Linked DNA regions of Mus musculus: all the other regions are linked to region 3. A link is a loop called in an ENCODE intact Hi-C map of the cell type or tissue named here. Cell type or tissue: gastrocnemius. All regions are shown on one strand.

Region 1 (4,000 bases), 52 kb before region 3:
TGGCCATTCAGATGGCAGAGGCTCCCAGGGAAGGTTAGGGCAAATGCTCTGTACCCAGAAGAGGTGAATGGTGGGATAAAGAAGGACTACACTTTCTGTGAAGAAATCCTCTCAAGATTCCTGGTGTTACTGTCACAACTCAGCCACCACGCTTAGGGGGCTACTGTCTGTTATCTTTGGTATTTAAATCACTCAGCTTTTCCACCAAGAGAATTTGGTTCCCCACCCCCTCCCGGGGGGGGGGAGAGGAATGGATAAAGATTTCTTCTTTCTCTTCCCCCTCCCCCTCTATGCTTTCTCTTCTTTTCCTGTATCCCCCTCTTCCACTTCCCCTCCACCTTGGATCCTCTTTCAACTCCTCCTCCTCCTCCTCCTCCTCCTCCTCTTTTAGATTAATTTATGTTCACTATTTTCTTGCATGCGTGTCTGTGTGCCACATGCGTGCTTGATGGTGCCTTTGGAGATCAAAAGAAGGAGGAACAGGAGTCCCTGACTTTGGAGCGGGAACCCCTGACTCTGCAGCAGGAGCCCCTGACTCTGGAGTGGGAACCCCTGACTCTGGAGCGGGAACCCCTGACTCTGGAGTGGGAACCCCTGACTCTGCAGCAGGAGCCCCTGACTCTGGAGCAGGAACCCCTGACTCTGGAGCAGGAACCCCTGACTCTGGAGTTACAGATAGTTGTGAAGGGCCACGTAGATACTGGGAACAGAACCCAGGTCCTCTGCCAGAGCAAGCAGGGATCTTAACCACTGAGCCACCTCTCCAGCCCCTGAGAGCATCTTTACAAAGATTGGCAGGTGCTTTCAGCTCACTTGGTGGCAGTTTAGATGGAGAAGGTAAGGATAGTAGAGGGATGTGAGCTAAGAAAGACGGTATTCACTTGGGAGGCAGAATCAGGAGGATATGTGTGAGTTCAGGGCCAGTGTGGTCTACAGAGTGAGTTCCAGAACAGCCAGGGCTACATAAACAAACCCTGTCTTGAACCACCACCCCACCCCACCCCCACCCCCCAAAAGGGAAGGAACAAAGAGACATAGCTCAGTGATTGAAGATACCAGATGCCAATCCTGACAACAACCCGGTTTTATCTCTGGGACCTGTACAGCAGAAGGAAAGAGCTAACTCCTGGAAGTCATTCTCTGGCCTCCACACATGTGCCATCTCTCTCTCTCTCTCTCTCTCTCTCTCTCTCTCTCCCTCCCTCTCTCTCTTTCTCTCTCTCTCTCTCTCTCTCTCTCTCACACACACACACACACACACACATGCCCATACACATGCACATAACATAAAAAAATTAATAAAATATTGAAAGAGTGATATTGTTGGTTCTAAAGAGGATGGCTATTATTTTGAGACAAGACCTCAAGTACCCCAGGCTAGCCTTGAACTCTGTATATCAATATTCAGGATGACATTGAGTCCCTAGTCTTCTGTCTCACCTTATGGGGTCACAGGAATGTACCCCTATACCCACCTGATGATTTTAATTTATTTTTTTTGAGAAAGGGTCTTACTATTTAGCCCTGGCTCGCCTAGAACTTATCAATGTAGACCAGGCTAACCTGGAACTCACAAGAAATACTCCTGCCTCTACTTTCTGAGTGCTGGGATTAAAGGCAGGCACTATTATGTCTGCCTTAGATTTAAATATGTATATATGTACATGTCTATTTAAATACTATTTAAATATATGTATGGAAGGAGGAGAGAGAGAGAGAAAGAGAGAGAGAGAGAGAGAGAGAGAGAGAGAGAGAGAGAGAGAGAGAAGACCAGGGGAGGACATAGCTGAAGTAGCAAGGTTAGAACAAGAGTGAGAAACTAGGGGAGGGAAGCCCATGAGCTGGAGAAGTTTAGGGTAAGAGGCAGGGTGAGAAGGTCCAGGATGCTAGCACTGACTCTGTAACAGGTTCTTGTAATACTGAGGGAGCGTGGAGGCCATCATATATGTTAGTATGACAATGGGCACTACAGATAGCCACTTGACCTTTCTACCAGTGATAAGGAGGCGGACTCCTTTGGTAGTTCCTGAGAAATGCTGGCTTTTGTCTAATTGACAGAATTTGACAATGAGACCCTGTCTCAAAAGGAACAAAAAATATTATTTTATGTATATGGGTGTTTTGCCTGCATGTATGTGCCTGCAGAATCCAGTAGAGGGTGTCGGATCCCCTGGAACTGGAGTCACAGATGGAATGGGACCGGAAGCTGCCATGTCAGTGCTGGGAATAGAACCTAGATCATCTGGAGAAGCAGTCAGTGCTCTTACCTGCTGAGCCACTGCTCCAGCCCTGTTGATCCTATTTTAATTGCTACCATACAAAAGTGGGTTAACTCCCCTTTACATTTTTCCTAATAGAATGAAGTATGTTTGTTTGCAAACACAAATGTGGGTTTTTTTTTTTTGGGTTTGGTTTGGTTTGTTTTTGTTTGTTTGTTTGTTTGTTTTGTTTTGTTTTTTTAAAAGAATGATGTAAAGCAAATCCTGGAAACAACTCAGCACCCCCAACCCCTGCCCATAGGTTGCAGATCTCCGAGAGTCCTAACTATTCACTTGGTGTCGCTCCTTCTCCCGCAGTCTGCAGGATGGGAACTGCCAGTCTTTCATCCCACAGAGGACAGAGATGGAGTGTGGAGAATAGCCCAGAGTCACTGTTTTCGTGTCTGGTCCTGTGATTAAAAACAAAGTAAGGGAGTGAGGCTTTAATCAGAATGGCAGTTCCAGGGTGCAGTCCATCTGGGCAGAGAATGCAAGGCCGCTGGTGGTTGGAGCAGCTGGTCACACCGTGTCCAGACAGGAAGCAGAGAGAGATGAATGTGAGCTTGTCTCTACTCAGCTTCCTCTCTCTGTTTTACACAGTCCAGGATTCCCTGCCCAGGGTGTGGTCCCACCCAAGATCAAGTCATATAATCAAGGTAATTTTCAGAAGCCCATCTCTCTAGATGCTACCAGATTCAGGTCGCCAACACTAACCCTCACAGTCAATGAATGGGTTTAGGGATGATGCTATGCCTCTCTGCCACTTACTAGATGTGAACCTGGACACGTTTCTTCTGACTATTGCAGCCTTTTAACTTCCTGACTTAAAATCGAGACATTAATGGGCCAGCGACATGGTTCAGGACTTAGAAGCTTGGTGAGCAAGCGTGATGACCAGAGTTCAGTCCCAAAAACCAATATTGATGCCAGATGGGCATGGTGGCCCACCTGTGATTCTAGCCTCCGAAGACAGAGACCGGAGATCCTTAGAGCAAGCTGGCTAGGGAGACTTAGCTATATCCACGAATCCTAGGTTGACTGAGAGACCCTGCCTCACTGCAGAAGGTGGAAGAGCGGTTGGGAATTATCTCAGCCGTCAACCTGAAGCTTCAACATGCATTTGCACCCATCCACGTGCACCCTCCACTATGTGCGTCTGCACAAGCGCGCACACAAACACATGCACACATGGGGTGGGTGAGGAGAGCATCCAGATACGGATAGTCTGTGGCACACACAAGGCTTGTTAATAACTTCAGCACATTGAAACTGTGCCTGGAACATACTTAACAAACACAGCTTGCAGATTCATTACCCGTGTCCTGAATCTTCAATTAGGCAATCGAGGCTTGTTCTGGAGTAAACCCCGCCTCCATCAAAGGCACTGTAAAACACTCACACATACCTGCAGCAACAATTGTCTTCCATGAAAAGCCCACTCTCCTGGGACAACCTTTAGCACCTTAACCGTCTCAACAGTTAACTTTTCGATTACATTTATTTATTTGTTTACATGTGCCTGGGTGCATTTCATGGTGAGTGTGTGTGTGTGCATGTTTACTTGTGTGCAGGTGCAAATGTGTGTGTGGGTGCACGCGCATGCCCACATGCGTGGTCTCCAGAAGGCAACCGCAGGTGCCTTTCCTCAGATGCTGTCCCCTTGCATTTTTAATTTGTGCCTTCTGTGGATTTTTGTTCTGTTCTGTTTTGGTTTTGGCAGGATTGCTCAGTAGCCTGGATCT
Region 2 (4,000 bases), 58 kb before region 3:
AGACATCCGCAGACCACTGCTTCACACCAAGCTTTCCAGGTGAGAGATAAGGGACACTCTTGGAGTCAACTTTCACGGGTCTTGATTTAAAAAGGAATCACAGGTCCCATATCCATTACTTTTCCTATTGTTGAGAACAATTTTTTTTCTTTTGAAGATTTATTTATTTATTTTATGTGTATGCATACACTATAGCTATCTTCAGACTCACCAGAAGAGGGCACTTGGATCCCATTACAGATGGTTGTGAGCCACTATGTGGTTGCTGGGATTTGAACTCAGGACCTCTGGAAGAGCAGTCAGTACTCTAAACCTCTGAGCCATCTCTCCAGCCCCGTGAACAAATTCTTAAGAATGGAGACTTGAAGAAGAAATATTTATTTTGGCTCGCGGTTGAAGAGAGTGGAGTCCATCCCGGCAGGAAGGCATGGATTCAGGGCGTGTGAGGCTTCTGGTTACCCTCCATCAGGAAACGGACTCCTGCTGGGGCTCAGTGCCCTTTCCACTTCTGTTCAGTCCTCAAACTTCAGTCCATGGGATGACTCTGCCCACATTCAGTCAGATTACAATCTCAGACATTCTCCTCACACATATACATCTTCCCTCCCCAGTGGCACCTCTCTGGAAACCCCCTCAGAGTCAGTCAGAGGTGTGTCTCCTAGGTAATTCCAAATCCATTCAAGTTGGCAAAGATCTAATCATTACAGGACAGTCTACGTGCCTCAGTCTGAGACTTCCGACAGTCTTGTGCAAACTGCATGCTCTGCTGTTTGTCTGGGGCCGTGGGAAGGGCCTCTTTCCTGGTCACTGTAGGCTCCCTGCCTCTAGGTCTTTGACTCAGAAGGAGGTCACAGGAGTGTGTCCTGGAGAGGCCCTCCAGACCAAACCGGCTGGCTGTGGTCGGAGAATCTCTGAGACCTCGGTGTCTACTCCGGGCCCCTCCCTCCCTGAAGATGACGTGTTCCTGAGAGAAGCCAAAACACCGTCACCTCAAGATTCCCAAGGGCTCCCCACCAGGTGAATCCCTTCCTGTGTCCAAACACAGAGAGACACTCTCCTAACACATATACATCTAAAAAATGCCAAAGGGCTGGGAACTCTCTCAGGTAATGCCCAGGTGTTGGGGGATGGCGGCAAGCAGCCAGACCTTGAGCTCTTGTCTGCACCAGAGCCTTTTCTGATTCAGTATCCCGTCTACTTCCAGCACCTCCTACCGGCAGTATGAAAACGACTTAAGCAAAAAAGCTGGTCAGATTGCAGTTTCAGCAGAGAGACCCCTCCATGAGACTCCAGGGATCACGGGTACAGAGGACTGTGGGCAAGCGGTGAACGGCTCTGTGGATCTCTCCAGACCCACAAGCATTCCAGAGACTACAAATGACGACATCCCAACCTTTGACACTAATGGGACCACTGACCCCTCTGCAGCTACAGAGAAAAAACCCCTCAAGCCTCCCCCAGTCGATGTCTTGAGACCTTCAGACTCTGAGACTCCAGGGTCCCCTCACCACACTTCCCTGACTTGGGGCCAGTTTGATTCCAAGACTACTTGGCCTAGTCGGCATTTTGAGGCGCTGGTTCAAGAGCTGGCCAGACTGGATCCCTCTTTGAGCCGTACTCTTGCCGCCCAGCCCGGTCCAGAGCCACCGCAGGGCCTGCTGGATGGGCTTTTTCCTGTCGAAGAGATCCGAAGTGCGATGAGGCCAGCCCTTGAGGAGATGGGAGAGAAGGCTGCTGGCGCATCGGAGGAAGGGTGAGCATTAAGGACTCCTGATTCTGAGTATCTGCAGTCTAAGGCAGAAAGATTCAGAGAACTTTGGCTTTGTCCTCAGGTCTTGTGGACACCACCTCACGCAGGACCTGCAGACTTCCCAAGAGGCATCAAGGTCTGAAAACTCTACCCCCGACCCTGACCAATCAAGTGGCCAGGAATTCCCAGAAGGAAACAGCACCCAGGCCAAGAAAGTGAGTGGGGGAAGGGGTGGGGTGGGTAGGGGGATGGAAGCTGGGTGGGGCCGCGGCTTAGTGTCTGGTTGGAGAAATCCAGACTTGGCCCAGTTTTTGAATACTTAGGCCCTCCCGGTAGGTGGAACTAGCCCGCCTCCTCCAAAAGATGCTGCAGGATCTTCACGCTGAGCAGGAGCGACTGCGGGGGACCGCCGCAGACTGGACCCAACGCAACGGAGCTCTAGAGGCTGCTGTGAGCCAGGCCTGTACACCCCGGGAGCTGGAACGGTTCCGCCGGTTCATGACTGATCTAGAGCGTGTGCTTGGTCTGCTGCTGCTGCTAGGCAGTCGCCTGGTCCGTGTAAACCTCGCCTTGGCTAGGGCGGGCTCAAACAGCGACCCTGATGAGAGGGTAAAATAGGTTGAGGTTGGGGGAAGAGCAGGGTTTGGAGGGGCCTTCCTTCTACCGCCCGGATCATCCGGGAAGCAACGGTGTTCACTGCGCCCTCTCCCGGTGGTTCCAGGCCTCTCTGCTGCAGCGACTCCAACTTCTGCAGCGACAGCAAGAAGAAGCTAAGGAGCTGAAGGAGCACGTGGCTCGGCGGGAGCAAACCCTGCGTCAGGTGTTGGAGCGGGAGCTGCCCGCAGAGCATCTGCGCTCCTATTGTGTGCTGCTGGCCTCCAAGGCCAGGATCCTGTCACAGCAGCGCAGCCTGGACGATCGAATCCGGTTCCTTAAGGACCAACTGGACACTATCTGGAGCGACCTCAGCCATCATCCCCTTTCTCCCAGACTGACCTGGGCCCCAGCAATCCGTCCTCTAAACAAACAACCTTTTCTTGCTACCCTTATCTAGTTACATGTAGCGGAGGTGGGAACATTGTCCCAGGCTCACCCACAACTGGGGCGATGCTTTATAGAGAGCTTTCCCTTGAGGGAGTAGGGAGGAGTCAGACCAGGCCTTCCTAGGACACATCTTCCCACGGTGTTCTCCTGTGACCTTATTCAAGTTTGTAATTCTTTGGGAATTTGTGGGTCGTAAAAACTGCAGTATTCAAAGCCTGGCCTGGTGGTGTAGCTGTACTCCCCGCTATATGGGAAGCTGAAGATTTCAAGTGTAAGGTCTATCCGGGCTACAAAGGGAACTCAAAGCCAGCCTGGACAACTTAGGAGACTCTCCCTCAAAATAAGACGTAAAAAGAGGGCTGCAGGGTTTCGGGTTAGGTATACAGGGTTGGGGGAGGTCTGCCTCCACAAAAGACAGAAAAAAGAAGTCTGCAGGGGTGGGAGTTGGGGATACAGGGTTGGGGGTGTGTGTGTGTGTGAAGAGATGGACCAGCAGTTAAGATCACGTGCTGTTCTGCCAGAGGACCTGGGTTTTATTTCACGCATCTATGGTATATGGCCCACACCCGTCTGTAACTCCAGTTCCAGGGAATCTGACACTCTCTGGTTTGCACACAGGTAATGCACAGACATACATGCAGGCACAACACCCCTAAATAAACAAATAAATATAAAAGTAACTTAAAGAGAGGGCTACAGATAGAGCTGTAGAGTGCTTGCTTGCCATGTGTGAGAGTCTGGGTTCAAGCCCTCATAGAGCGACCACAAAAACAAAGCACAAGCCGGGCGTAGTGGTGCACGCCTTTAATCCCAGCACTTGGGAGGCAGAGGCAGGCAGATCTCTGAGTTCAAGGCCAGCCTGGTCTACAGAGTGAGTTCCAGGACAGCCAGGGCTACACAGAAAAACCCTGTCTCATAAAACAAAACAAAAACAAACAAACAAACAAAAACAACAACAACAAAAACAAAAAAACCAAAGAACAAAACCAAAAAAAAAAAAAAAAAAAAAAGCATGAGGAAGGATTATAAACCCTGCACACTCCCGTGTGATGGCGAGTCCCTCTGTCAGAGTTGGTGGGAGGCAGGAGGGTCAAGAGAGAAGAAGCTTAAGGTATAAACAAGCATTGCATTTTATATTCTAATAAACTCTCTAAGAGGAGCATGCATTGCCTGCAGCCGACAAGGGAAACTAACACTCTCTCTCTC
Region 3 (4,000 bases):
TGCTGGCCCCACATCTCTGACTGGGTCCTGCTCAGCCTTAGGTCAGCTCAGAGGCTTAGGTTGATGGCTGTTGTATATGTCTGCAGGAGCAACCCTCAGCAGGTTCTGTCATCTCTTGTCTTCCTTGGGTCATCAGACTCCTGGCACACTTTTGGGGTCCCTCTCTTCTTAGACTCTGACTCTGAGAATCACTCTCCTCCAACCCTGACCAGCTCCTGTGACTCCTGTCTGCATCTAATGGGACAAGGTTCAGACTCCTAGGTGAGGGACCCTGTAGGTTCCGGGCAAAGTGAGGATGTGCGGGGGAGAGGGGAGAAACGTGAAGCAGCCTCATCCTTGGCTTTCTTCCCAGCCAGTCGCTCCCTCGCCCCCATCTCCGCTTTATCCTCAGCACCATCTGTTACATCCGTTGTCACCCTGTAATCTTGACACTTCCCCAAAAAGCATGCTATCCAAGGAGAGCCTATTTTGTCCTGAAGCTAGGTGTGGGAAGCAGGCTTCTCACCCCAGTGTGGCTCAAGGGCCCTGTTCCCTGGGCTCTCCCTATCCTGTGAAAATGACCTCGGCGAGACTTTCTGGGCAGAAAAGATAGCTGAGAAAAAGGTGCCTGTGAAGCCCCCAGTGCCGAGCATTGCAGGGTCACACGTGAATGCCACAGGCAAAGCCACGGCTCCACACCTTTCTCCAGGAGCTAGGGTTGCCTTTTCTTCCTCCCTTCCCTACCTAACAAACTATGAACCAACCTTACTGGAACCTTATGGAATGGATCAGAGCTGTGAGTCTGGTGAGGGGTTGATGACCCAAGGCAGCATCCAACCGTGGACTGTTTGGGACAGGAAGAAAGACGATGGCAAGAGACTGGCCACAGAGTCAAGGAGGATAAGCAGAGGAGGAGAACTCGGGGCTTGTCCAAAAGCTTTGGGTGGGCAGTGGATGTTTTGTGGTCCATCGTCTTTTTGCTGTCAGCAGGCTGAGATTTGGTGAGGAAGCAGAGTTTGGTTGCTGGTCATTCAACCATGGGCCCAATGCCCAAAGACTAGCTTCCACCTGAGTGCCCCTTGAGGTGATAGACTTTCGAGCCCTAGGATGAAATTGGGAGTGGTCTGTGTTTGGGACAGTAACTCCCGGACATATTTGTAACTGAAGCCCAGCTTCCTTGCGGCCATGCCCCAGAGCAAAGAAGCAAGGAGCAGCTGGCCTCCAGGTGTCTCTCAGGGCCTCTCCAGTTTCCTGCTTCCAGTTGCCTTTAGGGTTTTGGGACCCTCCCCACCCCCATCTTATAATGCTCTAGCTTTGTGTATAACCAGATGTGGAGCTGGTTGGGGGGGATGGGGGACGGGGGTGGGGTGGGGGAATGGGACACATCTGCTTGAAGAGTGGGTTGCTCTATTAGCTTCCATAGGCATTGTGTTCATCCTCAGGGCGCATGTGGGGAAGCCTAGCTGGGAGGAGGCAGCAGAGGACAGGGTCGGGAGTTTCTGGGCAGTAATACTGTTGGCATCAGGACCTCAGAAATCCGTGACATCACTTAGGCGAGACCCGCAGACCCGTTGCCAAGGCAACAGCCACCATATTCCCAGAATCTACTTGGCTCACCTCCACCTTTACCTGGGTTACATCATTACCCATATATATAAAGAAAGCCCCCCTCATCTCTTTTTCTCTTCCCCACTTCTCTTTCGGCTGCCACCTTGCCCCCCCACTCCAATAAACCTCTTACACGTGGAACTGTTTTGGCCTGGTGTGCTATGTTCAGCCACGATTCTAACACATCAACTGCAGTTGTCTTTTTTGCTTGCCTTGAATTGGATATTCATTCCTAGGATGAGGAGCTTCCGGGTACATAGTAGGCTTTATGAACCAAGTTAGAGGGACAGAGTCAGAGGGGGTGTTCATCTCTGATCATGATCTCTGACTGTTCCCAGAGGGATCCTCTGGGTGTGGGCCACTGGAAACCTGGGCTTTTGGGGGGACTGTGGGACAGACCCAGCATTCTCCTGAGGGACAAAGACAACCCTTTGCCTGCTGTTGGGGTGAATGGATAGCAGAGATGCATAGCTGTGCCTCTGTAGCTGCCTCTGGCCATGTTGGTGCAAGGGCACCCCTCTGGAACCTGCCAGCAACATCATCCAGCCTGAGGTGGTAAACAAAGCAGGGAGATTTTGGAATCCACACTCCCCCCGCCCCCCCTTCTAAGGCCAGTGTTTCATTCACAAGGAAATGCTGCCTCCTTCTTTGAATGGTTGGACCACTTCTGGATGAGCACATTGGCAGACAGCGGTGGCTGCCCCTAGAGTCAGTCTCTAGCCAAGCAGAAAACTGGAGCTGCTGTGCCTCCTGCAGCAGAGCGCCCCCTATGTGCTGTGGCAGGATGGGACATTCCCTCCTCCTCCTCCAGCAACACATGGAAGCCTGAGAAGCCTCAGTGGCAGGTGGCAGGGACGGGCATGGGCTCAGGAACTCTGCTCTTTTGTTTCTGGAGAACCCGTTTTGGTAGGTGTGTCAATCAAACCATCCCTATTTGACAAGCTACAGCCTGGCTGTGGGAAGACGAGAAAGTGTTCTGGACAGAGAAACACAGGACCAAGTTCTGGGCCTGGGAGAAGTTGGACTGCTGGCCCAGCAGCCCTCCTCGTTGTTAACCATGTGGGCACCATGGTGGCACTGTGAACATTGATCTGGGTTTGAGTCTTACCCCCCACCCCCCTCCCCGGTCTTCTGTCCTGTAGAAGAGAGACGCTGCAGCCCAGGTGTCCTGGACTGGGGACAGGTGCTCCCTGTTTCTGTTCTCCTCAGGCCCAGGATGACAGCTTCTCTGACTTTGCTCTCTCCCATACGACCTTTTAGTTATTTCCCGTGACCTCTGACCTGGGTTTAGAGGCTTGCTTGGAATCCTGGGACCAGAGCCTAAGCCGTTCCTGGGAACATTCCTAGAATTCCTCTTGGGCTCAAGGACAGTTGTGCTCAACACCACAGTTCTGGCCTGGGGCCTCTGCTCTGGCTATTTTTAAGGCCTAGACTTGCTTGGGAGTAGCTGAAGCCACTTGGTGCCAGGAACATGGGTGGAGAAGGCTCCCAGTGGTACAGTGAGTCCTGAGGAGTGGGCTTTCTGTCCAACTGGCAGGGTGTACCCGACAATGCCTTGAGATGAGCAAGAGGGTAAACCATTCTGAATTTTAAACCCTAAGATAGTCTAGGGGGCCAGCCAATGCTAGGCACAGGAGCTGGGGGACAGATGTGTTCAGAGACCACGGCGCTAGAGAAGCGTGTGGAAGACCTGGCGTGTGGAAGACCTGGCGTTAGGGAGCTAGCTGCTTAGCACCCAGGACTCAGGAACCATATTTCCTAGATTGGGGGGTCTGCTTTGATTCCATCCCCACTACCAGCATACTTTGGGGTTCTTTATTCATCTGCAGCTCTGCCAGTCTTGCTGGTGTGGGTCCTTCAGCAGATTTCCAGTCTCTGAAGATAGTCTGCTTTCGTGTGTGGGCAAGCCGTGAGACCCGACTTCTCCCTAGATGCCACCTCAATTCTTGGTAAAACAGACGGTTCCTCATGTCTGACAATTAGGGCTGATCCCGAGGGTTCAGAAAACAGTTCTGGACCAGGACAGGGATGTCCCAGTTACCCACTGGGCTGTATAATGAGCAAGGCCCTCTGCTTTGTTCTGGATGGCCAGGCAGGAAAGATTGCACTTTCTTAGTTTGGTTGCTTTCTCTGATGTGCCAAAGAAAGGATGACGTAGAAAGCCTTGCCTTTGCTCAGGATCCAAGAGCTCGTTAGTGATTTCCGAGGGGATCTTGGCCATGTGCAAATCTTACTGTGTGCAGATCTCCAAGGTGCCAACTGTCCTTGTTCAGGGGGATTTTTGAAGATGTTTAGAGCCCCTAGTGAGCACCCTAGGTTGCTAGATATGAAAGGGGCCAGAGTCAGCAAGAGCTACCCCTGTCTAGGGCCTGCCAACCTAAAAGCTTGTCCTTGTGGAAGAGTACCTATGCTT

Evidence for each region. A loop is a pair of places that touch in the nucleus more often than their neighbours do. Peaks named below come from ENCODE experiments on the same cell type or tissue, not always from the same donor. Only the 100,000 strongest peaks of a DNase experiment are listed, where the experiment ranks them.
Region 1: it touches region 3 in a loop (2.0-fold over the local background); 14 of 42 quality-filtered maps call a loop at or near these places.
Region 2: a loop joins it to region 3, with 2.3 times the contacts of the local background. A loop is called at or near these places in 14 of 42 quality-filtered maps.

Annotation. Positions count from the first base shown.
Region 1 is chr11:53,470,746-53,474,745 of GRCm38, forward strand. No RefSeq gene overlaps it. Among named protein-coding and RNA genes, the nearest start is that of Sowaha, 7.4 kb to the right of the region's middle. In gastrocnemius, a CTCF peak has its summit at 2,132 (motif pointing right); no DNase peak of the experiment used is centred here; H3K4me3 peaks cover 155 bases; H3K27ac peaks cover 267 bases.
Region 2 is chr11:53,464,292-53,468,291 of GRCm38, forward strand. It overlaps Shroom1 (shroom family member 1), which reads left to right. Exons shown (of 8, transcript NM_027917.3): 3 at 1-39; 4 at 829-1,017; 5 at 1,205-1,753; 6 at 1,833-1,965; 7 at 2,087-2,359; 8 at 2,472-3,475. The coding sequence ends at 2,804. Among named protein-coding and RNA genes, the nearest start is that of Shroom1, 9.1 kb to the left of the region's middle. In gastrocnemius, a CTCF peak has its summit at 2,464 (motif pointing left); DNase peaks (open chromatin) are centred at 2,245 and 2,428; H3K4me3 peaks cover 819 bases; H3K27ac peaks cover 781 bases.
Region 3 is chr11:53,522,733-53,526,732 of GRCm38, forward strand. The region is part of intron 1 of Septin8 (septin 8); the gene reads left to right. Among named protein-coding and RNA genes, the nearest start is that of Septin8, 5.0 kb to the left of the region's middle. In gastrocnemius, a CTCF peak has its summit at 2,343; DNase peaks (open chromatin) are centred at 388, 1,486 and 2,353; H3K4me3 peaks cover 528 bases; H3K27ac peaks cover 4,000 bases.